Linked DNA regions of Homo sapiens: region 1 is linked to region 2. The links are chromatin loops, found by intact Hi-C in ENCODE. Cell type or tissue: mammary epithelial cell. All regions are shown on one strand. Links, peaks and the distances in the headings refer to the core of each region. The heading gives the core; the rest is flanking DNA.

Region 1 (2,925 bases), core at 95-2,594, 140 kb after region 2:
ACTCTCAATTTGCCCTGCCAAACTATCTCCTTCAAGCCAAAATGAGCATGAATTATATCAGTATTTGTAATAAGCTTAGTAGTGAGATTTTGTCAAGTTTCAAGAAGAAAAACAGTTATCATCCAATGATAGCATTAATATTTTTAAAAGAGAAAGTCCTGTTTTCCAGGAAAGTATCCTAGTGAGATAATTTATGTAGAATGTATTATATGTGGATATCAGCATGATGTACTTCTGTTAGGTCCTTTAATGCCCATAACACCTCTTCAAGGTATATACTATTATTTATACCCATTTTGCAGATAAGAAAACTGAGGTACAGAAAGTTGAGTAACTTGTCCTAGGTTATATGGCTAATAAGTCGTAGGCCAGTAGCAGGCAGTCAAACCCATAATAATTATGCTTTTAACCACTACAAGATCATATTTCTCTTCATGCTGTTATTCAACCTATAGATATACTACAAATATACTTACAAAACCACACAAATGCACGAATATGTATATATAAGGCTTTTCAGGCAGTGGGGTTTGCTTTTTAAAAGACTAGAAATAACCTAAATACCTATTATTAGAGGACTACTTTAATAAATTAAGGCATATCCTCATCATAGGGCCATTTAAAAGAATAGGATAAAGCTATTTGTGCTGATATAGAAAAATTTCTAAGAAACAAAACATGGTTAAGTTAAAAATAATAATAACCAAGATGTATATAGTATGTTCCTAATTGATTCTTAAAGGTTGCTATATAAACAATATTGAAGTTTGATTACGTAGAGAATGTTTGTGGAAGGGTGCTAGCAAGTAATTAGTAGTGGTTGCCTCTGAAGGGGAGACAGAGAGAACTAGGGATGTGAAATGAGAAGGAAATTCATTTTTCATTGTATATCTTTTTTGTAATTTACACTTTTTACCATATACAAATAAGAGTTATTCAGACTTTACAAACTACATTTTTTAAATTGTCAACTAATGCAATTTTTTATCCCAAGATATCTCTTCAACCTTAAGAATTAGTAAAAAACATACTTAAAAGTGGTTTCAAACACCCAAGTTATCATGTTTGTATTTACCTATAAGAGAGCTCTTTAAAAAGACTAGCCTTCCTAACCCTTGCCAGGATATTGAATCATTCCTGACTCACAAGAGAAAATAGCCAAATGAGTAACAAGCCTGATGCCATTTGGTAAGTGGGAGCTCAGGACAAAGAGTGTGGGTAGGGAGTGAAATGAAGGGGGCCCAGGGGAAAGTACCAAAGAGGTAGGTCCCAGTACTGCTAAGATCCCTGCAGTAATGGGACCTTCCTCTTTGGTTAATGTGTGAGTTGTAAGATGTAAAGAACAGCCTTCCTATCATTTAAATAGGTTTTTTTTTAACTTTAAGTGCATGGGTACATATACAGGTTTGTTACATAGGTAAACTTGTATCATGGGGTTTTGTTGTACAGATTATTTCATCACCCAGGTATTAAGTCTAGAACCCATTAATTATACTTCCTGATCCTCTCCTGCCTCCCACCCAGCACCCTCCAAAAGGCCCCAGTATGTGTTGTTTCCCTCTATGTGTCCCTATGTTCTCATCATTCAGCTCCCACTTATAAGTGAGAACATGCAATACTTGGTTTTCTGTTCCTGTGTTAGTTTGTTAAGGATAATGGTTTCCAGCTCCATCCATGTCACTGTGAAATACATTCTTAAATCTCAACACATACCACATGCCATCATCAATACCCACAAGACAAATTATGCTTAGTGATTGATTTAACTTGACATTAAGTGCTCTAACTACTTTCTTTCCACTTGTTCTTTCTTGGTTTGTTTCATTGTGTTCTATACCTATTAATTCAATTTTTAAAAGCTTGATCAAGATGGTGAAACCCCATCTCTACTAAAATATGAAAAAATTAGCCGGGCGTGGTGGCACATTCCTGTAATCCCAGCTACTTGGGAGGCTGAGTCAGGAGAATTGCTTGAACCTGGGAGGCGGAGGTTGCAGTGAGCTGAGATTGCACCATTGCACTCCAGGCTGGGCAACAAAAGCAAAACTCCGTCTAAAAAAAAAAAAAGCTTGATCAGATGTTCATGAAAATTTACCCCTGTCTTTAAGAATCACCAAGTACCCCTTAATTAGGAGGCTGTGTACTTGGGTAGACTGAAGTGGCCTGAGGGAGAAGGGGAGTGTTAAGAACTAAATGTTTGTGTCTCTCCCAAAATTCATATGTTGAAACCCCAATGTCATGGTGTCTAGAGATGGGGCCTCTGGAAGGTATTTAGGTTTAGATAAGGACATGAGGGTCGGGCTGTCACGATGGAATTAGTACCTTTATCATAAGAGACAAGAGAGCTTGTGCTCTCTCTCCCTCTGCCATGTGAGGGCACAGCAAGAAGCAGGATAATTTCTTTATTATACCAATTTAATAGTTACATCTGCTAAATGTAAAATGTAGTGAGATGGTTTCAGATAAATCTCACCTAAGAAAAAAATGTTCTAATGTTCCTGGTCTGAAGATTACTATAGCATAGGTAATCCAGCTATCCAGTAGTCAAAGTGTACTGTTCCTTACAGAAATAGTAAAACAGATTAAACAAGTTAGTTCATCTTATGTTGAGGCTGGATAATTTATAAAGAAAAGGGGTTTATTTGGCTTATGGTTCTGCAGGCTGTACAGGAAGCATGGCACCAGCATCTGCTTGTGGTGAGGGCATCAAGCTGCTTCCACTCATGGTAGAAGGAGAAGGGGAGCCAGTGTGTGCAGTATCACATGGCAAGAAAGGAAGCAGGAAAGGGAGAAGGAAGGTGTCAGACCCTTTAACAACCAGTTATTTCAGGAACTAATAGAGGGAGAACTTACAAACTCCCTCCCCTCATCAGGAAGGGCATTAATCTATCCATGAGGGATCTGGCCCCATGACCTAAGCAGCCC
Region 2 (2,925 bases), core at 283-2,782:
TTGATAGAGATTGCATTGAATATGTATATTGCTTTGAGCAGCACAGTCATTTTAATGATATTGACTCTTCTAGTCCATGAGTGTGGACTGTTTTCCCATTTGTTTGTGTCCTCTTCAACTTCTTTCATCAGTGTTTTGTAGTTTTTCTTATAGCAATCTTTGACTGCCTTGGTTACGTTTATTCCTAGATATTTTATTTTTTGTCAGCTGTTGTAAATGGGGTTGCCTTGTTGATTTCTTTTTCAGCTATTTCATTATTGGTGTATATAAACACTACTGATTTTTGTATATTGATTTTGTATCCTGCAACTTTACTGAATTTGTTTACCAGCTCTAGGAGGGTTATGATGGAGCCTTTAGGTTTTCTTAACATAAGAACCTGCAAAGAGAGACAATTTTACTTCCTCTTTTCCAATTCGAATGCCCTTTATTTTTTTCTCTTGCCTGATTGCTCTGGCTAGGACTTCCAGTATTATGTTGAATAGGAGTGGTAAGAGTGGAGATCCTTGTCTTCAATATGACAAGGATACTTAACTTGACTACATCTGTGAAGACCTTATTTCCAAATAAGGTAACATTTCTAGGTACCAGAGATTAGGACTTCAGAATATGTTCTTAGAGACTACAAATCAATCCACAACAGGCCAAGGGAGGGCAAAGTGACATTCAAGTAATCCATAATGACCTAAACTCTGTTAAATTTAACATTGAAAATATATGTTGTGAATAAAATTAATTGTAATCTCCTTTAGTGAAGCACACAATTACAAATAATGGCACTAGGGAGTGATGCAACTCTTCCTTCTCTGACTAATATCATACCGACAAAGGGCATCACGGAATGTTGGTTTCTCTGCTGCAGAATGACTGAAATCTTGGTACTTTTGTTTCAAACAACTTACTAAACTCAAGAAAGACTCTCAGAAAAAAAGGATGTCAGGTAGTCTCACTAAATAGCCAACTAAGCTTAGAACTATTTAGAAACAAAATGAATCAAACAAGTTGAATCACTTCAGATGGTCACTTACTCGTCACAAATATTTTAAGTAGCACAGCTCCAACTGAGTGATGTCTTATTCATCAAAAAATGTCTTACAGAAATAATGTTTGAAACAGAGTCAGAAGGCCTAGCTTCTATGCCAGACTCTGTCACTAACCAAGTATAATTTTAGGAAAGATGTTTAAATGCTTTGGGTATCAGTTTCTTTTTTCTGTGAAATGAAGAGTTGATAATCTAGATAATTTCAAAGGTTTATTCCTCCTCACAAACATTTCCATTAAAATATTCTATTCTTTACCATGGTCATGTTAACATTTACATAACATGTTCTGAATAGCTCAATTAATTATAGGTAAGTCCTAGTGTACTTGAGGGTGTCTTTTACCATCTGAGATTAAAATGCATGAAGAGGGGGCACAAAACATTATAGACACCAGATGGCTGCCACAGCCCGAAGCATCATGTCTTCACAAAGCAATGTTCAAAACAGGAAGGGTAGGAAGAGAGTAGAGACTCCTCTTATATCTTTGTACTAAGGAGACAAACCCTTTTCAGATGCCTCTGAGCAAACTTCTCCTCACGTCCCATTAGCCAGGACTGAGTCACAGACCCACACCATAGCAACAAAGAGGCAGGGAAAACTAGTATTTAGCATTTTCAGTCTCTGTCGTGGGAGACAGGCTTTAACAACAAGGAAGAAAGGGGAAAGGAATGGCTGTTCATTGGGCAACATACAGCATCAGCTTCAGACATCCTGCTCCAAAAGAAAGTGACCTTAAAACCTTTGTACAGGCTCTGACAGACCTTTAGCAGGAGACAGAGTGGGGTCTTCTGTGGAGACAATGAGAAGGAATTTAAGAGATATTAAACATGCCAACCACCTACCTTTCTCTTTCTTTTCCTTTTCTTTTTTCTTTTCTTTCTCTCCTTCCTTCCTTCCTTTCTTCCTTCCTTCCTTCCTGCCTGCCTGCCTTCCTTCCTTCCCTTTCTTGCTTTCTCCTTCCTCCCTCCCTCCTTTCCTTCCTTCCCTTCCTTCCTTCTTTTTATTTGAGACAAGGCCGCACTTTGTTGCCCAGGCCAGAGTGCAGTGGCACAAACATGGCTCACTGAAGCCTTGACCTCCTAGGCTCAAGCAATCCTTCTGCCTCAACCTCCCGAAGTGCTGGGATTACAGGCATGGGCCACCATGCCTGGCCAGGCTGGCAACTTTGACATGGACTAGGCAATGCCACTTATTAGCTGTATAATCTTGGATCAGTTATTTAGTAGCTCTCTGAGGCTCACTTCCTTTATCTATAAAATGGGTATAATGCCTGTCTCATAGGTTTGTGACAGCCACTTTGGGGCTATGAGACAGGGGCAAAATGGATGAGAACCAAAAAATAGTTTTGAATGAAGCGTCTTAGGAAGGCCAGCTCCTGAATGCATAATAGAAGTAGATGGGGAAGAAAAATAAGAGATGTTCTTGAGGAGTGTGATTATGTGCTAAGCCTGAACCTCTATGAGTTCAAGAAATACAAATGAAAATTTTTGGTTAAATTGACATTATATATCTGTCATGACATAGCTCAAACAATTCACCACATGGGCCATGAAATCATACACATAAAAAATAATAGTGATAATACCTCACATTAACTGAGCACTTATCCTGTGCCAGGCATATACTACGTAGCTGTTCTGCACACAGCTTCATTTATTCCTCACAATGCCCCTAAGATAGGAACACCTAATATCTCCACTTTTCACCTGAAGAAACTGAGATTTAGTGACCTTAAGTAACTTGCCAAACACCCCACACAGTACATAACAAAGCAAAGGCTCAAGTTGAGGGCTGCCTGACTCTAAACTTCCCCTGATGTTGACCCACTTGGTGCCTCCCAGTGTGTTCTCCCGGCCTGCTGTGCCTCTCTCTAGTGTCACAC

The links. Hi-C counts contacts between places; a loop is a spot of excess contacts. Peaks named below come from ENCODE experiments on the same cell type or tissue, not always from the same donor. Only the 100,000 strongest peaks of a DNase experiment are listed, where the experiment ranks them.
Region 1: it touches region 2 in a loop (4-fold over the local background); 3 of 110 quality-filtered maps call a loop at or near these places.

The regions. Positions count from the first base shown.
Region 1 is chr5:96,077,541-96,080,465 of GRCh38, reverse strand. It overlaps MIR583 (microRNA 583), which reads right to left and starts at 1,328; the gene lies at 1,254-1,328. The region is part of intron 1 of LOC101929710 (a long non-coding RNA gene); the gene reads right to left. It also overlaps a transcript of CAST not described here. In mammary epithelial cell, for the core only: no CTCF peak of the experiment used is centred there; a DNase peak (open chromatin) is centred at 1,185; H3K27ac peaks cover 2,500 bases.
Region 2 is chr5:96,218,795-96,221,719 of GRCh38, reverse strand. All of the region lies in intron 1 of LOC101929710 (a long non-coding RNA gene), which reads right to left. It also overlaps a transcript of CAST not described here. Among named protein-coding and RNA genes, the nearest start is that of MIR583, 140 kb to the right of the region's middle. In mammary epithelial cell, for the core only: no CTCF peak of the experiment used is centred there; DNase peaks (open chromatin) are centred at 929 and 1,619; H3K27ac peaks cover 2,173 bases.